Regions from separate parts of the Mus musculus genome. Here region 1 is linked to region 2. A link is a contact called in ENCODE Hi-C data. All regions are on one chromosome and are shown on one strand. The core of a region is the stretch at or near the end of the contact, and the rest is flanking DNA. Distances in the headings are between cores, read along the strand shown.

What was found. Hi-C counts contacts between places; a loop is a spot of excess contacts on that map.
Region 1: a map of left cerebral cortex shows a loop between it and region 2 (2.3-fold over the local background). The contact joins the enhancer-like site here to the promoter of Allc in region 2. A Hi-C loop is called at or near these places in 2 of 37 maps with a recorded cell type or tissue (T-helper 17 cell and left cerebral cortex).

The regions. Positions count from the first base shown.
Region 1 is chr12:29,276,551-29,283,377 of GRCm38, forward strand. It overlaps Gm31569 (a long non-coding RNA gene), which reads left to right. Exons shown (of 4, transcript XR_381400.2): 4 at 774-2,168. Among named protein-coding and RNA genes, the nearest start is that of Gm31569, 74 kb to the left of the region's middle. Within about 2 kb of position 3,740, at least 1 of the 3 ENCODE cell types and tissues checked has a DNase peak (open chromatin) inside an H3K27ac peak, as active enhancers do; it is left cerebral cortex, where a contact is called at or near this core.
Region 2 is chr12:28,578,101-28,584,486 of GRCm38, forward strand. It overlaps Allc (allantoicase), which reads right to left and starts at 4,428. Exons shown (of 12, transcript NM_053156.3): 1 at 4,365-4,428.

The DNA of each region.
Region 1 (6,827 bases), core at 2,490-4,989, 700 kb after region 2:
ACATCTCAGGCTGGGTCTCTGGTCTCTTGCCCGCTAAGCTTCCTCAAAGCCACTGAGATGCTATTTCTAAGTGGCTGGGCTAGAACTCTAATACTTGGTATTAGATTCCAAGTCTCCTGGTCACATACACAGTACATGGCAACTCATCCAAGGACAGGTAGGTGGTCACATTGTCTAGATGCATTCACACAGCATTCTGCCCATTTGCCCCTTGCTTTCTTACGTAAATATTTTCCCAATACAATTTGTAAACTTTAGCGAAAGAGAAAGCATCATTGAAAACATCTTAGGCTTATGTGAAACCATTTGTACAAAGAGTGTCTTAGGAGGTAATGTTCCCACCATTATTACTGGCTGGGTTTAAATTGCATATAAATTAAGATCCTGAAATGAGGATAAATGTAGCCTAATAAGTTGTAAGTTTTATTCCCTGTAACTGTACAGAAAATATTTTAATTTAAAAGTTCCCCCAGTTAAGTCCTGCTCTAAAGACATCATCTCAGAAATTAACACATCATCATTGCTTTCTCTTTCTGTTTGAAATAAAAAATTCATCAAAATTTCCATGTATGTTGTGTTCGGTTTGGAAGCACATAGAGTAACATTTCCATGTATGATTTTCAAGTTCTTTCTAGACAGTTTCTCTCTCTCTCTCTGGCTTTGAGACATGCACTGTGATTTAGCCTATTGAGACAGTTCAGCCTCAGAGAGCCACTGTGACATTGGCTCTAAGAGTGAGAATCATCATCTGGTGTTTATTGTTGTCCCCGCAGGCCTGCAGAGGATGGCGGATGGCTAGAGAGAGCCGATGGCAACTGAATGGAAAGTGGGAGACTGATGTGCAACCCTGAGTCCTAATCAACCGGCTCAGAGCCCCTGTGAGCAGACATTGTACTGTAGCGAACCCTAAGGTGCAGCTCTGGGTTCCCTGTGAGGAGACACTTTGTAAGGCTCTAACATGCTACCTTGTGTTCCCTATAAGTATACACTATACAGAACCCTAGTATCCCACCCTGGGGTCCCCTATGAGGGTATAGTGTATATAATCCTGAACCCTGATTCAGACAAAACTGCTTCTTTATGACATCATACTTTATGACATCATACTGAGACTGAAGCAAAACCACTTCTGAGATCATTCCTGGGTATAACAAAGCCAAGTCCACAGCAGCCACAGTGTGGCAGATGCCACTCCCCTGGCTCATTTGATGGCCAGAAGCTCTGACTAGAAGGTCTGCTGCCTTCCTCAGGCTTCCTACCAGAGACTCCTACCCTGGCAAAGACCTTATCAGGGTCCCAGTGGGCCTTTGTCTTAGTTATAGTTTCTACTGCTTATCATGAACAAAAGCAACTTTTCATCCTACAACTTGTAGTCCACCATCTAGGGGATGCAGGGAAGGAACTCAGGGCAGACACTGATGCATAGACCATGGAAGAGTGCTTGCTCACTTATAACTTGCTCACCATTTCTTACACCACCAATGACCACCTGACCAAGGGTGTCACCACCTATGGCGAGCTGGATCTAACCATCAACCATCAATCAAGAAAAGGCACCACACACTTACCTGTAGGCCAGTCTTGTTAGGAGCATTTTCTCAATTCAGATTCCCTCTTCCAAAATGGCTATAGCTTGTGTCGAGTTGGCAAAAAACTAGCCAACACAGACTTGGCATCTGTATTCCTACTTCCCTACCACAAACCTATCTCAGCTGTCCTGTGTCTTTCTCTTATGTTACATTCACTAAGTTCCAGAATTTTCTTGAGTGTGCCCTGGGTCAGCACAGGTGGAAGGGTACCCTCTGTGTCCTGAGTTGGGATAACACTGCAGGGCTTAGGGCTGTTGGCAAGGAGGGGCATGCACACAGGCTGTGAGGACTGACAATTCAGCATGGTGGATGGGAGAAAATGCAGCTGCCTTTGTGGGGACTATCTGCCCCAAACAATAATTTCCATAGAAACCAGGAATGTGAGTGGGTACTAAACCCCAGAACATGAAGCATCTTTTACTCCTAGATATCCCAAAAGAAACCTGATCCCATCCTAGATGGCTTTAATGGAGCCCTTTCTATGGCCCTGTGTCTTCAGCTTCTGCCTTCACAGGTAGGAATCAGAAAGGAGAATAGTGAAACAAGAATTCCTTGTTTAGCCAGCCCTGGGTGAGCATGCTGTACTGGCTGGGTTTATGTGCCAACTTGACACAAGCTGGAGTTATCACAGAGAAATGCCTCCATGAGATCCAGCTGTAAGGCATTTTCTCAACTAGTGATCAAGTGGGGAGGGCCCAGTCCATTGTGGGTGGTGCCATCCCTAGGCTGGTAGTCCTGGGTTCTGTAAGAAAGCAAGCTGAGCAAGCCAGGGGAAGCAAGTCGGGAAGCAGCATTCCTCCATGGTCTCTGCATCAGTTCCTGCCTCCAGGTTCCTGCCCTGTGTGAGTTCCTGTCCTGACTTTCTTTGGTGATGAGCCGCAGTGTGGAAGTGTAAGCTGAAAAAACCCTTTCCTCCCCAACTTGCTTCTTGGTCATGAAGTTTTGTGCAGGAATAGAAACCCTGACTAAGACACATGTCCAACAGCTAGCCAGGCTGGGACTGCCAGCAATACCACCATGTTTCCCTTCTTAGGGTGTGCAGTGAAGGCTACTGGCATAATCAGAAGCAAGAATGGTGCTGCATGGTGCAGGGAGCATATGAGTGAGCGTTTGCAAGTGTCACACCTATGAAAATGCAGCATGCTGGGAAACAGCGCAGTACAACTGGCATGAAAGGTTTCTACTAGGGTGGAAGGGCTCCTGGGTGCTGATGGGTTTCCTTGGCAGGTGAGTCACATCCTTCAAACTGTTCCTATAATCCCCTTTCTTCTCACTCCAACCCCCACACTCCCTTTCTCAAATGACCCTTAATGCCATGGCCCACTTCAGTTCATCTTCCCATCTCTGGATCTGCAATGCAATCACACCTGCAAAGTCTCCTTTGCCACTGACAGACACATTCAAAGCACACAGGGCTGAGAACCAGGGCATCATTGGGAGCTGTTATTCTGCTCCAGGGATGAATACAGGTGGGATTCTCATGCCACCCCAAGTTTAGAGAGTGAGGTGCCTGTTTGTGCAGTCTCTTGTTCTCTCCCCAAGCTATTGCGGATTTCACAGAAACAGAACAATGGCTGTCACATGCTGTTGAGGGAGCACAGCATCCTCTCTTCAAGATCAGAGGAATGTAGCAGGGACGCACTGTGGGTACCTCCTGCACACTGTGACATCAAGGTCGCTGTGATCCAGGGACATTGTGGTGACAGTGACATGCTCAAGGTCGCTGAGCCCAGTGTGAGGCTAGGAGGAAAGCCCCCTCCTTCCTGGGGAGCAACGCTCATGAAAGGCGTGCATTTTGCTCTTAGATTTTAAAGCTCCCTTTACCTGCTGTGACACGTAGTCATGGGCCAGGAAGAGCTCTGTGTTTCTAGCCGTTTCCACGCTGTGACATCGGGACGTGCCCACCTTGCTAATTGGGGAGGATTAAATGGAGCGGGCGATCACAGAGCCGGCAGCAGCACTCTATTCTAGAGCAGGAGCTGACAGCAGCCTTCCTCTTCCTGCAGGCATGGCCCCTCGGAGCCTGCCTCCCTCACAAAGGCAAGAGGCCACACTGCTGAGGAATGGTGTCTTCCCACCTGCAGATTTCTGCTTCTCCCAGCCCGGAATAGTTCAAGTAGGCTGTGACCTCGGCAAGCACCCTTGAGAGAGTCTCGAGGCGCCTTGAGAAATTGCACAAGAGGCGCTCTGCATCTGGGCTGGATCTATTATTCATGCAAGCATGTTTCAGCTAGCTGGGTAATTTAGAGTCTCTAGGAGAGTGCTCTCTGCAGCAGCCATAAACCACATTCCCAGTGCTCCAGGGGAAAATTACCTTTCCATTGCTCCAGCTAGGGGTCATATCAGAGACTTCACCCAGGGAAGTGAGGGCTGAGGAGGGGCTGAGACAGTCCAAGGCTCAAGGGCTCTCCAGAGCCTACACTTGGGACATCTCCACCTGTCACTTCCCAGATGACCCCTGGAGCTTCAGCTCTCTCACTGCGAAATGAATGCTGACTGCAGATGCCTGGCAGCCAGGCTTGTGCAGGCAGAACCCAGCCCCCACCCCTCTATTCTGAGCTGCAACTGATCTGCAGCCTCTGGCGTTAGCTCCATAGGGGTCATGGATGCCTGTCTTCCTGACTAGGAACCCAGGAGGCTGGAGGTGCACTGTGCTAGGCACACAGAAGTAGGCACCCACTGTATGCATATCTCATCTCCATAAAGCTGCAGTCTTTGTTGTCTTCAGAAACTACACTAAATACAGATACACAAATTTTCCCCCCAGCCCCCAGAAAGCAGAGCACGGACATCAGCACACAGCACTCACACATACTGAGGAGGAGGGATGCATGCACGCACAGAGGAGAGCAACAACATCCGTTTTCAGACACTAGACACATGACGAGAACCCGAGGCCAGGGCTGGCTACAGACATTATTTTTAGCCGTAAGATTGTGGCACATGTGGTGTGAATGCTTCCCCCTCTCCACTGCAGAGACACTCTCAGTTCATCCCACAGAGCCTGGCTGTCCTACAGGGCAGCATCTCAGCCACCCCACCCAGCAGACACGCTGGGCAGGAGCCTGGGTTCCCTGGGTCTGTGGCAGTCCCTGCTTTCCACCGGTGCACTGCTGGCATGACTTGGGTTCCCCAGGGCGTTCCTCATTCAGTAGGCCTGGCTGCTTGCGTTTTATCTCATTCCTCCAAGCCTGGATGTGACACTTCCTCAGGCTCTCCTGTGCTCATGGTTGTCGGCTGGTGACAAGGGCATCTGTGCGGATGCAGACCCCGAGGTGAGAGGAAAGATGGCGGTGAGCTGAACACCTGCAGTCCCAAAGGGCCAGCGCTGCCACCTTAGGTGTCAAATGGAGTTGGGGATGCCAGTCAGAGGCTGACATGGAGTTGGGCTCTCGCTGAGTTCCTGCCAGCTTCATGGCCCCCCAAATCATAGTCCTGTCACTGTGGGGATGGTGATGTTCCCCGGGGGAGGGGGACAGAGTGACAACCCAAATCTCATCCTTTAATTTCTTGGGGCCTTTGTTTTCTCTATCTCCTGTCTATAAAAAGTAAGTAAATAACCCATCTGGTCAGACAATTTTGTGAATGTACTAAACGCTACCAAATTGTTCACCTTGAAAGAGTGGATTTCATCTCAATAAAGGAAAAGATGTGTGGCTTAGTGGGTAGAGTACCTGGCTAGCATGCTGAAAGCCCGGGGTTCAGTTCTCAGCACTGTACAGACTGGACATGGTGGTGCAAACCTACGATCCCAGCACTTGGGGGTCACTGGAAGGAAACTAGAAGTTCAAGGTTATCTTTGGTTACTTACTGAGTTTGAGGTTAGTCTGGGCTACGTAAGCCTCTGTCTTCAATAAGATAAAATAAAATCAAAAAGAAGAAAAAGAATATATAAAACACACACCTGAGACCTTGCAATCTTTAGAACTGTGCAGGACCTTAGAGACCATCTGGGCAAATGCCCTCAGCTGCAAATGGAGATCTGAGGCCACACCAAGGATCATGGGAGAACGCTGAAGCCCATTGTCTGTGTGCCAGCATCAGGACCACACCCTTGCATGTTCCATGTCCTTCTTCTGAAGTTTAAGTGTCTAAACCAAGGAGACAGGATCCTGGTTGGCTGCTTGCTTTGCTGCTCATTGACCCTCTAGACTGGGTACTGGGACTGAGTATCCTTACCTGAGAAGTACTGTTTGTGGGAATTCCACTCTGACAAAATGCCCTGATCCCTGGGGTATCCCTGTCCCTGGGATTCCTTGATCATGACAAGCAGCTCTGTGTGTGTGTGTGTGTATTGGGGGGGGTGGCCCCTGACTCTTCTCTGGTTGCTTCTGTGGCCAGGGGGGTCCTGAGCCATGAGGGTTTGGTCTAAGGATCCCATGGTGGCTCAGTGCTTCTCTCAGAGAGCAGAGAGGGTGGTCCAGCAACTGAAAGGGGAGTAGGGCTTGTGAGGGAGACTCCAGGGGACTGACTCTAGAGGAACCTAGTATGACTCTTCTCTCCAGTCCCTGGGAGTTTCACACAGGACTTCGGATAGCAGCAGGGAGGACTGTGTACTGTTGTCCTCAGGCTGGGCCAGCAGCTGGCCTCCTTACACCACAAAATTTTAGTGAGGTCACTGTGGCTCAGGTTGCACTGGGAGCACTCCATGTGCTCTGAATTCTTTGAGGAAAAGCTGAGATGGCCCAGTCCTGTGGCTGCTGGCCAGGAGCCACTAGTTGTCATGGCATCCCAGGAGCAGGTGCGCAGGTTCTCCTGGGGTATCAAGAGGTGAGGTTATATCTGGGATGCGCCATGATTTCTGCTAGCTCAGGACTTGAGTGTCCCCAGGAAGATGGCCTCCGTGCTCTTACCGTGCTCTTAGAAGTCAGACAAATAGCAGAGGTGGGGTGTAATAAAAGGGTGAGCCTCCTTGATAGTGTGCACAAATGATCTCATTGCCTGGGAATCAGGGCCCTTCCCTGGATTTTTTATTTCTTTCCCTGTTCCCACCATTAACTGGCAATTTATAACTTTGATGTTAATTGGCATATTTAGTCCACACCAGGCAATTGCTTCTCCCTTCAGGTAAGTATTGGTCAAGGACCCACCCTTGATAGTTATGTGAGATTGTAAAGCTGAAAGGGAATTGCTAATAAATGAGGAAGGCCCACTAAAGGAGCAGAGGGTCCTTGTGGGCATGGTATAAATCCAACATAAGAAAAGAACCCATGTGCCCAGCAGAGGATCAGTGGGCAG
Region 2 (6,386 bases), core at 3,178-5,677:
ATGATTTCCACAAAAAAGAAGCAGATGCCCCACGCCTCTTATCCAACCACACTGTGAGAGCCATTTATACTATTTCTAGAGTAAGACAGCAGTTTTGAAACAGGTTAAGAAATGACACTCACACCAGAGCCCATGCCAGAAGCTGGAGCCTTGCACTGTGGCAATCTTCCCAGATAATACAAGTAACAAGCCAGCATGCCTGCCACACTTTGGTGTCAGGGCGATCCCTCTTTACAGCCCCACATGAGGGGGCTCCATCTGCTGTGACTGATAAGCTCATGTGTCTGTGTTTATGATATGGCTTGAATATTTTCAGGTTTATTTATCGGCACAAATGAATCATTTATCAGTTTGTGCTTCCTGGTGTTCTGGCAGATGGTAGCTGTTAACTTCGGTAAGGTGTACAGTCACTCTTTGTTGGCACTTCTATTCAAAATGGAGTAACCCGGACCAAGGTTATTGCTTATTAAATGGATTCTTTCTAGGCTAGGCTCAACCTGATATTCCATACAATACAGAGTAAACCACAGCAGTCCCTGCCCGTCCTCGGCATCCCATGCTGGCATCAGGGTGAGGTGAACTCTGATCAGGGTGAGCGCTGAGCAGGGTGAGCCCTGATGCTGTTGGATTCCCCTCTTGGTCTCTTCAGATCACCTCTGAGCTTTTAAAGCCTCAGAGCCCAAGCCCCGCCCCACATGCATACTCAGAATCCACAGGGTAGCCCACTTGGGCAATCATTACAGGGACATCATCCGCTTTCCTATTGTGTTTGGAGCTCACAGGACTGAAGTGATGTCTGGTATTCTAAACCTGTCAAAAGTCCATGGCTGGGGAGGCCCCAGGCCCTGGAGGGAATCTATTGTTTTGCTAGTGAATAAGATGTGTCCATCAAATTGCCTTCTAAATCATTGAGTCTAGAGATTAATGCTGCTATCAGCTTTGGCCAAAAAGCTTCCTTTCTTGTTTGTTTGGGGGTTTTTTCTTGTCTGTTTTACTTTTTTTTTTTTTCTTCCTAAGCCTTCGGATTAGTGGGCTGAGAATCAATATCCCTCCTCAAATCCATCACTATACAGGTGGGAAAACTGAAGCCCAAAACAAGGGGAGCTGCTGAGGTTCTGATATTAGACTGCCAGGAATGTCCCTGGCCTGAGGGAATCCGAGGCATACAGTCTGAAAAGCATTTGCCAGGAGTCCTGTCCCGACAGGGCCACCAGGTGGTGCTGTTCACTGCAGCGTTCCTGGGTCCTCCAGGGACCCTGAGTTCAAGGTGAGCCCAGCCACCTGAGCCCTGGGATTGATCCATCAGGCTCTTTATGAGAATGAAGAATGCAGTCTACTTTGAATCTTGCATGCGCCCATTCATTTTTTTCCTTTCAAAGAGTAACATGTTACCCAAAACTAGAAGAGAAAATGCACCACAGAGTTGTAAGCCTCCCTCCCCCCAAACCACGGCCACAGATGGCATGTTATTGCCACCAAAAAAGGTGGCACATGCCTTTAATCCCAGCACTCGAGACAGAGGCAGAGGCAGGCATAACTCTGAGTTCAAAGCCAGCCTGGTCTAAAAAGAGAGTTCTAGAACAGCCAGGACTACACAGAGAAACCCTGTCTCAGGGCGGGGTGGGGGGACATAGGTGTTATTACATTACAGATGGGATCTTTAAGACTTTTCACATTTACGTTTCATTTTCTTTTATCTCTGTCTATATAGAATGCTGAAAGGAAAATTATATATATATATATATATATATTAAAAAGACATTGGAATTTCTAAAAAAAAAAAAACCCTCAAAATTAACACTCACTCAGACTCCCCAACCAAGAAAAGTTGTTACCAAAATAAAGATCTGCAAACATGCAGAGCTTCAGGATGCAGGGAGAGTTTCCTAACCTTGTCAGCTCCCTTAACTAAAAAGTCCTGTCTTCCATGTTTGTCTTAGGAGCACTGATGTCCTTCTGGGCCTGGACCCCACTCATTGAGGGCTGGGCTGTTCAAGGCTTTCCCTGAAGCCCTGGGGTATGGAGAAGAAATACAGCCAATAGTAGTAGCCTGGGGCCAGGGCCTTGGGGAAGCTGTGGCTTCAGACCCTGAGACCCCATCTCTTCTCTGTAAGGGGCTATGATATCAGTCCCAAGGCCACTGGCCACAGTATTCTCTCTCTGTAATAGACTAGAGATAAGCCATGTTTCCCTTGTGATTATCTTCCTGCTGACCTGGCCCCACTGTGTGATAGTTTCTGTTGACTGTCCTATTTCTCCCCTGGAAAGATCTTCTGATACCACAGTTGTCTGTCTTCTTATCATCTAGTCTCCTGGTTCTCTCTCTCTCTCTCTCTCTCTCTCTCTCTCTCTCTCTCTCTCTCTCTCTCTCTCTCTCCCTGTCGCTGAAGAATGGCCCACTGGCCCAGGTCACCCACCCGTGCCCCAAGGAGTTAGTCATAATGGTCTGCAGAGGAGAGGGCGTTACATTCCTAGTGTAGCCACCAGTGTTTCCCTTCTTCAAGAAAATAATACATGCACACTCACATATACTCACACACACATACACACACACACATACATGCAGACACATTCGTGTATCCACACACATACACATACATGCACACACATTCTCACACACATATACATGCTCACTCAAATATACACACATACTCACACATACACATTCACACAGAGAAACACACACTTTTATACATATATACATGCATACTCCCACATTTTCACACATACACATGCTCACACATACACATACTCATTTACATGTGCATATACACACTCATTCGCACACACATATACATGCTCACACATACATACAGTCACATGTACACTTCACACACATACATGCACACACAAATACACACACACATGCGCACGCAAGTGCTCATGCCAACAATCATAATTAAATGCATTAGCCATTCTTAAAGACATGAAAATAGGAGGGAGACTTCTGGAGAAGTCATTCAGTGAGGAGGAGGAGACAGGAGAGGATTCTGTGGGGAGGAATATGACCAAAGAATGGATAAAAGAATCAGCTGAGGTCCAAGAGAGAGGGAGACATCTATAGTTCCTCTAGCCCTTCCAAATTCCTATCCTCCTCCACTCTCCTTCTCTCAGAAAAGCCCAAATGGCAGTTTACAGTCACAGTAGTGACCCTCCCTGACATCTGTTTAAATACCATGCTGCCACTGAAACCAGGCAGCAGCCACCCCTAAGCCCAGCGGCATGCTGAAGTGGGTCCTGGTTGCTGCCCACATACACTCCCAGCCATCAAGAGTAAGACACAGGCCAGTAACTAAGGCAGTTCCTCTGCTGAGGGAAGGGTCACAGGCAGAGCCTGCTCCATGTGACTCTGGGAAGCTGGGGAGGGACTGCCCCACCCACCCCCAAGAAGAGGAGGCTATCCTGGCCTTAGAATCATCCCATGTTAAAAAAGAAATCCAGAGGATGTTGCTGTCAGGATCTAAGAAGCTTTGCGAGAGCAAACTTTGGGGTGATCTGAAGAAGGGCGTTGCTCGTTTGAGACAAAGCTTGAGAGAGCTGAGGCAGATTCTGAGGAGCCACAGGCAACAGAGCAGAGTTCTGGCCATAGACCAGCAGAGCTGCATAGGTATGGACTCAGCAGGCTGAGGCAAGAGGACCATGATGAGTTCACACCAGTCTGCACTACATAGTGAGTGATTGCCTCTGCTCTTACCTGTGTCTCTTTGAATTCAGTGTAGCCCTGCATCCATCACTTAAGCCCGAGATCCCAAGGTTATATAACCTCCTAAAACAGTATGGCTGGCTGGGACAAGTATGCACATTCAGGACTATGGGGGCAGGGTAGGGTGGGGCGGGACAGGACGGGGCGGGGCATATTTCTGTTTAAACCATAGCATTGGGCTTGCTTCACATCAGTGTTGAGATGTTGTTGTTGTTGTTGTTGTTGACGTCGCCATCGTCATTTAAGACAAGAGTCCCTCTGTGTAGCCTTGATGGCCTGGAACTTATTTTAGAGACTGGCTGACCATGAACTCACAGAGATCTGCCTGTCTCTGCCCTCTGAGTGCTGGAATTAAAGGTGTACACCACCAAGCCTGACCCATGTTTAGATGTTTTAAAAGACAAAAGTCATATGACTTGAACCCCAGTAGGACAAGGACCAGAGCTAGAATATGAAGCCTCCCTCAGTCCTTCTTAGCTGGGCCCTAGAACTCCATACTGATAATAGCGCCTAGGGCCACCTCCCTATTTTCCCCGCAACCAAGGGTCTGCTGTTCTTGGAGACGGGACTTCTTCCTCTCTTCTCCCACTTCATTCCCTTGGCAACACCAATGTCAGACATAACAAATTATTCAACATGATAAACAGATCTCGAACCTCACCCAAGAGTGCAGACCCCAGTCTTCAGGATTCAAGGCCTCTCCCCACAGTCCAGTGTTTTGAAGTGTTAGCGCCAGCAATGTTAGAATTTATGGAGGACAGAGAGAACCTTCCTTTGTGATGTCACAAGGGGCATAGGAAATAGAGCCGAGGGAACAGCTTGTCCCTGGAGAGACCAAGGGACCATGGCTGAAGCAGGCCTCTTCCCTTCTGCGTGTGTAATCCTACTGATCCCAGGGCCGTAAGCCCATCCTACCGTACTCCCTCCCTGATGGCTGAAATTCTCACCGTCCCACCCAGCTACAGCTGTTGTCTACAATTTGAATTTGCGTTGTATCTCTTCAAGACAGATGTTTATTTATTCAGAAAATACAGATACACCCTGCAAGTGCCTAGGACATCCTAGAAAACACAAGGGCTTGGGAACTGGAGAGATGGCTCAGTGGTTAAGAGCACTCACTCTTTGTTCTCCCAGAGGTCCTGACTTCAATTCCCAGTAACCACATGGTGGCTCACAACTATCTGTAGTGGGATCCAATGCCTTCTTTTGAAGGCAGCTACAGTGTACTCCTATACATAAAATAAAAATAAATTCTTTTTCTAAAAAAAAGGGGGGGGAGTGGCTAGAGAGATGGCTCAGCGGTTAAGAGCACTGGCTGCTCTTCCAGAGGTCCTGAGTTCAATTCCCAGCAACCACATAGTGGCTCATAACCATCTGTAATGAGATCTGATGACAGCTACAGTGTACTCACTCATATACACAAAATAAATAAATCTTTAAAAAAAAACACAAAGAGGGGCTGTTGAGGGAATTTGTTATAAACCAAGGACCCAATGTGCAAGGAAATGCATATGTACACAGAAGTTACTGCAGTGTGAAAAACTGCAGGGGCCTTTGAGAAGAATGTCTATCCCTGTAACGTTCTGTGTCACTTCCCAGCCCAGCTCAGTGCATCCCACCCCCACCCAGAGCCTCCTCCAGAGAGGGAGGTATCTGGTGGCTGCTCAGAGAGACAGCAGGCAGGTGGAACACCCTGGGAGCAGATGTTGCCCCCCCACAACCTCCACCCCCTGCAGTTGAGAAGCCCAGATGCAGAGGCACAAGGACTTCTGAAATCTCAAAAGCCAGCTCTGTCCCAGAATATTCCATCCCAGGCCCCTCCATCTTTTCCTTGACTCCCTTTCCAGGGGCCAACCTGCCCTTTCCCACATATGCACCTGACCTGTATTTGCCAAGGTTCTTTGGTGGAACAGAGCCAATGAAATTAATATACATTAAATTAGATTGGCTGACACAGTATGGTCTGAGTCGTTCAATAACGGCTGTCTCACACTAGAGACACTTGAGAATCTTGTAGGTATTTGGTTCACGACAGGGACTCAGAAGTCCCTACCTGGCACCAACAGCCTGGAGGGTCCTGGAAAGTTCCTGGAGGATGCTGGAAGAAGCTAGTTCAGATATCCGTGACAGCAGCAGCAGCAGCAGCAGCAGCAGCAGCAGCAGCAATAAAAGGGCAGATGAATTTACCAATAGGAGTGAAGGCCCAGCCAAGAGATGAACTAGGCTGTCCTTTCTCCAAGTCCTTATCCCCACAGCTATCAGCAGGTGCTTCCCACACTTAGGGTAGGTTTCCCCACAACAATTAAAGCAAAACAATCCCCCCACAGACATGCCCACGGGGCATTCTGTAGTAAACACTCCTTCAGTGAAAATCATAGCCCCCCCCCCCAGGTGATGGCAGATTGTCAAGTTGGCACAGAAAGCAGAAGCATCCTGATTACTGTGTTTGAAGAGACAAAAAAAAAAAAAAAAAAAAAAAAAAAGCTCATGTGAAAGAAAGTCTGGCCCGCTGTCCCTGCTGTCCCTGCTGTCCCTGCTGTCCCTGCAGAGCCTACACACAACTCAGCCCATTTCTCTGCACTCAGTTCCTCCAATGGCCTGAAGGCTCCACGTGGTCCTCCTTGGTCTCCCTTCCCAAGTGGAATTCATTAAGAACACAAGCCGCAGCATCTAGCTGTAATAA